Regions from separate parts of the Homo sapiens genome. Here region 1 is linked to region 2. Evidence: chromatin loops called from intact Hi-C (ENCODE). Cell type or tissue: dorsolateral prefrontal cortex. All regions are shown on one strand. Each heading gives the region's core, and the rest is flanking DNA. Links, peaks and the distances in the headings are about the cores only.

Region 1 (5,382 bases), core at 254-5,253, 580 kb before region 2:
TTTACCATACCTGCATCCATATAATCTATACCTATAAGACATACACCAAATTAAATTATATATATATATATAGAGAGAGAGAGAGAGAGAGCTAGAAAGACAGAGAGACAGACAGAGTCTTGCTGTCTCGCCAGGCTGGAGTGCAGTGGCACTTATCTTGGCTCACTGCAACCTCCGCCTCCCAGGTTCAAGCGATTCTCCTGCCTCAGCCTCCTGAGTAGCTGCGACTACAGGTGCGCACCACCATGCCCAGCTAATTTTTGTATTTTTAGTAGAGACGGGGTTTCACCATGTTGGCCAGGATGGTCTCAATCTCCTGACCTCATGATCCGCCTGCCTTGGCCTCCCAAAATGCTGGGATTACAGGCATGAGCAACCACACCTGGCCAAGAAAATATTTTTTAGGAAAAAATTAGGTGCTGTCTCCCATAGTGGGCAAGCAGGAGCAGCACAAGAAAAAACAGAGTTAAGATGGGATCTCTACCCGCAGCAGTGTCTGCCATCTTCCTCCACCAGGTGCCAGAGCTGTAACACAACACACCATGAGGAAGCAAAAGAAGACATAGGATATTTAAAATAATACTCCTCGACTGCGCAAGGTAGCTCACACCTGTAGTCCCAGCACTTTGGGTGGCTGAGGCTAGAGGATTGCTTGAGCCCAGGAGTTCAAGACCAGCCTGGGCAACATAGTGAAACCCTGTCTCTGCAAAAAATACAAAAATTAGTTGGGTGTGGTGGCACATGCCTGTAGTCCCAGATACTCGGGAAGCTAAGCTGGGGGGATGGTTTGAGCCTGGGAGGTCAAGGCTGCAGTGAGCTATGATTTTGCCACTGCACTCACTCCAGCCTGGGTGACAGGTCAAGACCCTGTCTCAAAAAATAAAATAAAATAAAATAATTTAAAATAATACTCCTTATACCATTACCATGGCAACTATGGGATGTCTTAGAAGTATTGAAAAGTACAACCATACTTATATTTTCAGTTTACATTATGATATAGAAAAATTCTTTATGAAGTTGTATTTACCATAAAGTTTTATTTACAGCTAAGAGGGAACATATTAATTTACATGAAAAACAGGAAATTCATTTGCCTTTCCTAAGCTAAATAATCTACATTTAATATCAGGCATTAAGAAGATGTGTTAAAGGCATTAGTGGACGACAGAAAACCTTTTTCAAATGGAAATGTACGGTGTGGTTCCTGAGTTTAAATGTCAGCATCGGCTGGACGTGTGACTCACGCCTGTAATCCTAGCACCTTGGGAGGCTGAGGCAGGCAGATTGCCCGAGCTCAGGAGTTCAAGACCAGCCTGGGTACACGGTGAAACCCCGTCTCTACTAAAATACAAAAAAAATAGCCATGTGTGGCGGCGTGTACCTGTAGTCCCAGCTACTCAGGAGGCTGAGGCAGAAGAATTGCTTTTGAACCCAGGATTGCAGTAAGCTGAGATCCTGCCACTGCACTCCAGTCTGGGCAACAGAGCGAGACTGTCTCAAAAAAAAAAAAAAAAAAAAAAATGACCGGGCACAGTGGCTCATGCCTGTAGTCCCAGCACTTTGGGAGGCCGAGGCGGGTGGATCTGTAATCCCTGCACTTTGGGAGGCCGAGGCGGGTGGATCATGAGATTAGGGGTTCGAGACCAGCCTGGCCAACACAGTGAAACCCCGACTCTACTAAAGATACAAAAACTTAGCAAGGCGTGGTGGCACGCGACTGTAATCCCAGCCACTCGGGAGGCTGAGTCTGGAGAATCGCTTGAACCCAGGAGGCGGAGGTTGCAGTGAGCCGAGATCGTGCCATTGCACTCGAGCCTCAAGCGACAGGGCAAGACTCTGTCTCAAAAAAAGCAAAAAAAATGTCAGCATCATCAAGCATGAGCCTTATCATAGAGAGTAGGATGTAAGAATAACTCAGTGACTTTGTCATAAAAGTGGAAAGAAAACTGCCTCTCTGCAGAGTGGTTGGCAGAATTAAGTGATTACCCCATGGAAGGTGCCTGGCAGCTTGTCAGACACACAGACCAGACCCACATTACTTTTTAGCTAACTCTCACCTCATTCCCTAAGACCACGCTTGTCCAACCCATGGCCCAGGACAGCTTTGAGTGTGGCCCAACACAAATTCATAAACTTTCTTAAAACATTGAGTTTTTTTGCATTTGTTTTTTAGCTCATCAGCTATCATTAGTGTTAGTGTATTTTATGTGTGGTCCAAGACAATTCTTCTTCCAGTGTGGCCCAAGGAAGCCAAAAGATTGGACACCCCTGCGACTATCTTTAAGTGTGGTTTAATAAAACAAAGGTATAGCATGTAAGTTAACATTACACAGGAGCTATTTTAGAATTTGCCAGGAGAGGGTGCTACATCCAATGCAAATATCTAAAAACAGCAGAAAGGCAAAGGCTCTAAACTGAAAAGCAGCATCGTCCTTTGATCAAGCAGAAGTACTCTGTCAATCTTTCAGCGAATTGTGTAAAGACATCTGTGTTAGAGCATAGAATCGCTGAAAAAATGTCATGTGGGCCAATCCTGAATCCTTCTGACTGTAGCACTCTAGAAAAGATATCTCAGAAGAGATTTTTTTTTTTTTTTTTTTTTTTGAGACAGAGTCTTGCTCTGTCACCCAGGCTGGAGTGCAGCAGTGCAGTCGGCTCACTACACCTCCACCTCCCAGGTTCAAGCGATTCTTCTGCCTCAGCCTCCTGAGAGCTGGGATTACAGACGCCCGCCACCACACGTAGCTCATTTTTGTATTTTTAGTAGAGACGGGGTTTCGCCATATCGGCCAGGCCAATCTCGAACTCCTGACCTCAGGTGATCCACCCGCCTCGGCCTCCCAAAGTGCTGGGATTACAGGCATAACCCACGGCGCCTGGCCTTGGAAGAGATTTTGACACCACCTCCCCCATCACACACACACACATTTTAAGGCATATCTATGGCATAAGGAAAGAAATGTGCCTTGGAACCATGAGGATGATATAAGGAACAAGCTAAATAATATATATGAGGCCAGGCTCAGTGACTCATGCCTGTAATCCCAGCACTTTGGGAGGCCAAGGTGGGTGGATCACTTGAGGTCAGGAGTTCAAGACTGGCCTGACCAACATGGTGAAACCTGTCTCTACTAAAAATACAAATATTAGCTGGGCATGGTGGCGGGCTCCTGTAATCCCAGCTTCTTGGGAGGCCGAGGAGGGAGAATCACTTGAACCTGGGAGGCGGAGGTTGCAGTGAGTCGAGATCATGCCACTGCACTCCAGCCTGGGTGACAAAGCTAGACTCTGCCTCAATAATAATAATAATAAATGTTGTGAAAGTGCTCTGAAAAGCATATAAATCACATAGAGATGAGGAATTATTCTGGCAAGAAGTATAAAAGTGCTGGGCTTTATGTGAGCTAGGAAATTTACATAACATTTATTAAGCACCTATGATGTGCCAGACATCGTGCTCTGACTTTGACATAGGACATGGATTCCGGGTAAGAAATATTCCCGAAGCTGGCCGGGAGCGGTGGCTCATGCCTGTAATCCCAGCACTTTGGGAGGCTGAGGTGGGCGGATCACAAGGTCAGGAGATGGAGACCATCCTGGATAACACACGGTGAAACCCCGTCTCTACTAAAAATACAAAAAATTATCCGGGCGTGGTAGTGGGCGCCTGTGGTCCCAGCTACTCAGGAGGCTGAGGCAGGAGAATGGCATGAACCCGGGAGGCGGAGCTTGCAGTGAGCCAAGATCACGCCACTGCACTCTAGCCTGGGCGACAGAGTGAGACTCCATCTCAAAAAAAAAAAAAAAAAGAAATATATCCGGAGCTGGGCATTATATCCTTATTTTACTCAAACTTGAATATGTATTCAATCTCTGTGACATATGTAAATATATATATGTGTATATATATATACACACACACACACATATATCTCTCTATAGATAAAATGTCTCTCAGTCTAAGTTTCTCAATTTATAAAATGGGGGTAAAAGCTGATAACTGTCACATAAGGATCAAATGAAGATATTAAATGTGGAAGGAGAAATGGCATTTTTCCTGACTGGTTTACTATATGAAGAACAGGATCACATACAACTTTAAGTATATAACAAATAAATATTTAAGTGCATTAATACTTCATCCTTCCTTTAAGAATGGACAGGAATAAAGATTTTGTGTTAAAGAAAAGTAAAATTGAAAACGGGGGGAGCAGAGGGGAACAAATCCTGAAGACTGAAAAAACTGCCTAGAGAAAATTTCCTGGTCACAATCTTTGCCTTTGTTCCAGTCTGAATAGCAGAGCATGCCCTCTGTTCGAAGTAGGTGTCTGCATTGGCAAAGAGGTACAAGTTGTACTTTTCTCTTCCTTTCTTCTGCCATTGTGACGATATGAAAAGAAAGTAAACCTGGTTCCGTTTCTGATAAATGATAATTATATGCATTTTCAAAGACCGGCAAATTACCTGGGCTAAATGCCATTTCTGGAAGCTTCACTTCGAAGATGATGCTGTGGGCAACGTCTCTCGCCCCCTGCATGGTACGGTCACGGAAGCAAACAACTTCAACAGACTGGAAACTGCTACTCCTGTTGTCATGCCCGGATTTTTATTTATTTATTATTTTTTTTTAAAGGAAGGAAAAGAAAAAGCTCACATAAGAGCTTCAGCAAACCAGTTGGAGAGAATTCAATGCATTCTAATTATGCCTCTCTGATACCCACAGGAGATGGCCTTAACTCTTTTGAACATATTCATATATGGCTCCTCTGTCCAAGTGTTTAGAGGCTGAAAAATGAATTGGCTGTGATTTCTTTCTAGGTGATTTCTTTCTACAATCATATTGCACATAAATAATTCCGACAAGTAAATCTTTTAAATGCGGAAAAAATGCTCACAAGACATTTAGAAAAAATCCTCTAGGACGTGGGTTCTTTTGGTTCCCTCTGCTCTCCCCATCTGAACTTCCATATTAAGCAGCAGTACCTCAGTCAGTAGTTAGGAAGCCCATTTGCACTGTGTAGACTTACCACCTGGATAATTGTAGATTGTCTCCCTCAGAGAACAATCTATAATTTATCTATCTTCATATTTTTAAATAAACATTTTTATTTAAGTAAAGCAGACACATTACACAAATCCCAAGTATAAAGAAGGCTGTCTTATGCCTTCTCTCAGTCATTAACCACTGCCTTCAAAAGTAACAACTACTCTAAGTCCATACATTGGTTTTGCCTATTTTAACTTTACATAAATGGAATCATGGAGTATGTATTATTTTAGGTCCAACTTATTTCACTTAATATTATGTTTTTAAAATTCAGCCATGCTGATCTCTGTATTAATAGTTCACTCAGATTCATTGTATATGACATTTCATCA
Region 2 (5,382 bases), core at 231-5,230:
AGCTTCTCACAAGTGGCTGTGTTCTTCCACTCACCTGCTGGGACACACACTGGCTCACCAGCCCCCATCCTCTCCACACCGTCTCACCTGCCTGGCTCGCCTTCTTCCCCGTCACCTGTAGACAGGTCATTTCCCAGACATACCTGCCCTACTCTGACTAGTTGGCATGGTGAGGCCGTCACTCCCTTCTCTCCAGGGTCCCATGTGCTCTCCAGGCACAAATTCACCCAGACATTTCTTGATCTAGCTCTGTCCCAGAAAGCGTTACCTTTGCAATGGCAAATACCTGTATTAATTGCCGTGCAAGTGACACATACTTATCATGTGCTCGCCTGTTCCAGGCACCGATGGCTGTCTTTTTTATTTTGTGTCAGGTTCCAGTGAGTGAGTCTGACTTATGATTGTATAGACTTAGCTCACATCCTCCTTCCTCCACCTTGACAATTGTGCTAATGACAAAGTTGTCATTTACTGAGCACTTGCCATGTCCCAATCACTGTGCCAGGAGATTTACCTGCATGGGCTCACAAACTCTTTGCAGTATTCTTGAAAGAGAGGCAAGTATGTTCCTCTATTTTGTAGATGAGAAAACTGGGCTCAGAAAATGAAGTCATTTTGCCCCAGGTCACCCAACCAGCGAGTGGCAGAACTATGTTTAAAAGTCAGGATTATCTATTCCAGAGACCCTGTGCTGCCCACCATGGCACACTGCTTCTCCAGTCAAGGAAAGGTAGCTTAAAGATATCTGCTTTCCAAAATGCTTGAACATTTGTTAGAATATGGAAGAAGATAATATATGGTCCTGTCCTTGAAGAATTGATACTCTATTTGGGGAAACAAAGCAGCTGACATTGCCAGCCAATATTTATTTAAATTTCATCTCAGAAAAATAGCAAAAGAGATTTTATTTAACCTTTCAACAGTGATTATCTGATTATGTCTGTTTGAGTATTCTGTAGGATAGACAGCTAAGGCAGTCATGGACTCAGTGGGAAAAAGTTCAGCAATCCATTATTAATGTCTGTTTGGGGCGCAGGCATGGGTAGTGGAGGTAGATGTGCCACCAATTTCATTTTTCCTATATAGTAGAAAACACGAGAGTTTCTAATAAATTCCTAACTATATAAAGCAGACAAGAGAGGAAAGAGAAAGATACCTGTGTGATTGGGAGAGGCTGCCTGAGGAAGGTAAGATATGACCTGTTTGGGGTCATTGTACCCCTGGGGCATGAGGCATCATCAAGGCCAGATTGAATTTTCTAAGGTATGATAAAAAGTTTGGTTCTTCCATGTGCCTTGGTTCCTCTTCTCTAAAATGGCTAATTCTGTCCAATTAAGATCTAGAAGGCCCTTTCTGATGCCAATGTTTCTAAATAAAGATATCTAATAAGGGTGGAACACGTCACAGCTCTCAACCTCCTCTCAGACCCCCCAACAAGCCCATGATGCAGCCATTTTAGAGATGAAAAACTGAGGCCCAGAGAGCTGACACCCATGTTAGCAGAAGTTAGTGGAACCCAGTTCTGTTAACTCTAACCATTCTCTAATCCAAAAGTATATTTACAGATTTTCAAATAATTAGGAAATGTTAGTAATATTTAGAAGCTCCTCAGATGATTCTAGTTTTCAGCCATGGTTGAGAATGTTGCTAAAAAGTAGTGTTATGGCTGATTTCCGAGAAGGAAACAGAGGTTCAGAGTGGTTAAGCAACTTGTCCAAAGTCACACAGCCAGAACATAGTGGAGTGGGAACTCCACTGAGGCAGGCTGACTGCTTAACCCATGTGTCTGTTGTGCCCCAGGCACTGTCACATATTATTTCATTTAATTCTCTCAACAACTTTGTTTTTTTAACTCTGAAAACTAATCCAGAAAAGTTAAATAACCAGCCCAAAATTGCAGAGCTAATAAAAGGCAGCTAACAGTGTTTTCTATCTTGATTCTATTTGGGTGGACAAGTGTGTGTACTTGTCAATAGTCATTTGATGGGTCACTTAAGATCTGTACATCACACTATATGTTGATTTTACTTTTAAAAGGCACAAATAAACTGCCCTCTGGGTAACAATATCAAGCAGAGATATTGTGATGTCTCCTTCTTATTTGGAAATGCATTTAAAAGTAGAGTGAACGGATAAGGAGATAAATAAGTGGGCAGTTATGTGATAAAGATGGTGGGTCTATGGGGTTCATTACACGAGTGCTATTCTTTCAACTTTTCTGCATGTTTGAACATTTTACATAATAAAATGTTGCATGGGGGACAGCAGCCCAAACATTCCATGAGACTGAGTTCAGTGATGACAGAGATCTCTGCCTGTTTTGTTACTGAGTCTCCAGCACCAGGAATAGTGCCTGGCATGAAGCAGGTGCACAGTAAATATTTGCTGAACGGAAAATGATGGGAGGCTGTTTAGCCTATGGCTTTAACGCTTAAAGTAAACACTTACCTTGGAGAGAGGATTGGATGATATCTGTGAAACAAGGGCGGTGGGAGGAGGGACACTGGGCAGAGTAAGGCGAGTAGGCACAATAGGGCACAGAGATCTGGTGGCTTTGCAAGCATGAACTCAGCTGGTTCTTCTGGAAGCTGAGTGACATCCTCATCCCCAGGCGGAGCTGTAGCCAGAGCTGTGCTTTATACAGGCGTGTGCTGCCCTCATGTGGCCAAGCAGAAGAATATTGCGCTGGTGTCGGAAGGGCCTCTTTCCCCTGATCCCTGATGGGCAGTTAGTTACTCAGATGCTTGGAAGCAAAGGTTGCGGCCAGAGGAACCGTGTCTCTGGGGCCTGGGCTTCATGCCCCTCTCTTAGCTAGGAGATAGTGGTCAAGTTTAAAACTTCCTCTGGGCAGGGTGGCACATCTGTAGTCCCAGCTGCTCAGGAGGCTGAGGTGGGAGGATGGCTTGAGCCCAGGAGGTCGAAGCTGCAGTGAGCTATGATTGTGCTGCTGTACTCCAACCTGAGCAACAGAGTGAGACCCTGTCTCTAAAAAGAAGACAAGTTCCTGATGCTTCCTATTAGCTAATGTTCTCCCAGTGGGGGTGTGGGTTTCCCAGACCTCACAGCGGTCCTGAGATTTGAGAGAAGGAGCCGCCGTGTATAAGCACCCACTGCTGCTGCTACTCCTCCATGGGCTGTTTTATTTGGGCATCCCACTGACCCTGCCAGTGACCATACATGAGACCACTCAAGATCTCATTTACGGACCGGAAAGCAGGGGCTCGGAGAGATCAAGTCACATGCAGCACGTTGGGGGCAGGGAAACCGCCTCTGGGAAGTCCAGAGTGTAACAAAGAAGATGCTAGCTTCCCTCTGTGGGGTTCTGAGGACTCCCAAATTCTGGCTGAGGAAAGCTGGCAAGGAGCCAGGGAAGTTTGGAAAAGCCCCAGTACTCACGTACACACCCTGAGCCCTTCAGCTCTCACAGAGGCAAGTTGGAGCTGTCATCCACCCCTTCCACCCCTCCCAGACCCAGCTGTGTGACCCTGGGGAAAGTGACTCAGCCTCTCTGAGCCCTACCTCAATGTGTCAAATATGGATCATAATATCCTCACCTTTTAAGGTTGCTGTGTAAATAAATGATACAGTGCACACCACACATGCTCAGGAATGACTCCTTTTAGACCACAAGGCAGACATTGTATCTATTGTGTTCACTCCTGTAACATGTTTGGATGGGCCAGTTCTCAAAGACGAGCAGGGTAAGAGTTAAGAGTGAAGTCTTTGGAATCAGATACCTGGATCCAAATCCTGGCACTGCCTCTTCAGTCTGGGTGATCTTGAACAATATATCAATGTAGTGAGGTTGTGCTGATGAATAGGTTAGTGTGAATAAAGAGCATGGTGCCTGGCACATACCAGATGCCCAAATAAATGCTAGCTGATAGTAGGATGACTCAAAGATGGGTATTCAACGTTAGCTATTGTTGTGAGCGGTCGTGGTAATAGTGAATGAGTCATGCGAATTTCCCCTTCAAGGCTGCAGTGGCTGCAGCTCTGCCCTGACTTCATCTGAATATATGCGTTGGGTGAGAGACGAGTGGCAATGATAGGAGTGCCCTCCTGTTCCCTGGACACAAATCACCCTGCACCACCAGCACAAGGTCACCCAGCCCTCAGTCATGATGGTTCCCAGTGAAGGGGACCAGGCTATAGAGGCACTCTGCACCCCCTGAGCTGACATGGTGGGCTTAGGGTCTGGGCCGTGATGCAGGGGCTTTCCTCTTCTTGGGATGCTCACACTGGTCTTAACACACTGGCCTCGCTGGCATGAGGGCCAGCCTGAACAGTGGGAAGAGAAACAGCATGAGTGTGGTGGCCTTCAAGGCAGTGAATCTCAGATGTCAATGTGCACAGGACTTCCGAGGGGGAAGTGCATTGTGAAAATGTGGGTTCTGACTCAGTAGTTCTGGGCTGGGACCTGCCATCCAGCTTTTCTAAAGCTCCCAGGTCACCCTGATGCTCTTCATTCAAGACCTCACTTTGAGTATCAAGGTTTCAAGAAAAGCAGGCTGAATTTATCTCCCAGGTGCACTGAGGGCTCATTGCAGCAGGTCTGGCATCAGCCTGGGCTGTTTTGCTGAAGTAAGAGATGTGCCTGCACAGCATGGACCCCTGGGCAAGGCATGAAGGGTACTGACTGGTGGCCATGGGTGGAGACAAGTTTCAGGGTGTCTGATATCAGCTTGTCAGCATTGTTTGAGGGTCACAATGAGACTGATGACCTGCAACTGGCCTCAGGGGCTCCCTCAGGGAGCCCTGTGCAGTGCCAGGGCTGGTAACGCAGCATGTGTGCCTACACGATGAGCCCTCCATTGTGTGCTTCCTGATTCTAATATCTCAGGTGCATCAGTAGATCCTGATCTGAAAGAACAAGCACATGGTCGTTCCACATCAGTGTAACAACTGGAGCTCTCCCCTGACTCTCAGAACCCCTCACTATGAGGCAGCCTTTGGCCCTGATGCATATCCTCATTTTAATGGTCTTAATATCTTGTATTTTTTTCCTGAAATAAATCTTAGCTTGGTCAGCATAGCCATGTAAGGTCCTGGGAGTTTTACTTGTACTGGAACTCAATCTAACTTCCACCGTTAGTGCAATATGGATTAAAAAACTGCTTCCTGTGGGCAGGACACTGTGCTCAGCTCAGTGGACTTAGAAGTGGTTACAATTCCATTCTCTGCTCTCCCAGGAGAGCTGCAATTCACAGCCTTGGCTACACTGGTGTCGTCTGGGGAGCTTTAAAAGCTACTAAGGCCTGAGCTCCATCCCCAGAAACTACCAGTGGAATATTGGTCTTGAGGTTTTTAAAAGCTCCCCAAGTGGTCCTAATATGAAACCAAAGGTGCAAACCACTCATAGATAATGAACACAAAGCAGTA

Evidence for each region. Peaks named below come from ENCODE experiments on the same cell type or tissue, not always from the same donor. Only the 100,000 strongest peaks of a DNase experiment are listed, where the experiment ranks them.
Region 1: it touches region 2 in a loop (5-fold over the local background); 28 of 110 quality-filtered maps call a loop at or near these places.

Annotation. Positions count from the first base shown.
Region 1 is chr3:11,332,179-11,337,560 of GRCh38, reverse strand. It overlaps ATG7 (autophagy related 7), which reads right to left. Exons shown (of 21, transcript NM_001349232.2): 11 at 4,468-4,589. Among named protein-coding and RNA genes, the nearest start is that of ATG7, 62 kb to the right of the region's middle. In dorsolateral prefrontal cortex, for the core only: CTCF peaks have their summits at 2,154 and 2,360 (motif pointing right); no DNase peak of the experiment used is centred there.
Region 2 is chr3:10,756,027-10,761,408 of GRCh38, reverse strand. LINC00606 (long intergenic non-protein coding RNA 606) reads left to right here. Exons shown (of 3, transcript NR_152730.1): 3 at 1-2,067. Among named protein-coding and RNA genes, the nearest start is that of LINC00606, 5.5 kb to the left of the region's middle. RefSeq lists an enhancer at 2,511-2,805. In dorsolateral prefrontal cortex, for the core only: CTCF peaks have their summits at 2,459 and 2,658 (motif pointing left); a DNase peak (open chromatin) is centred at 2,608; H3K27ac peaks cover 407 bases.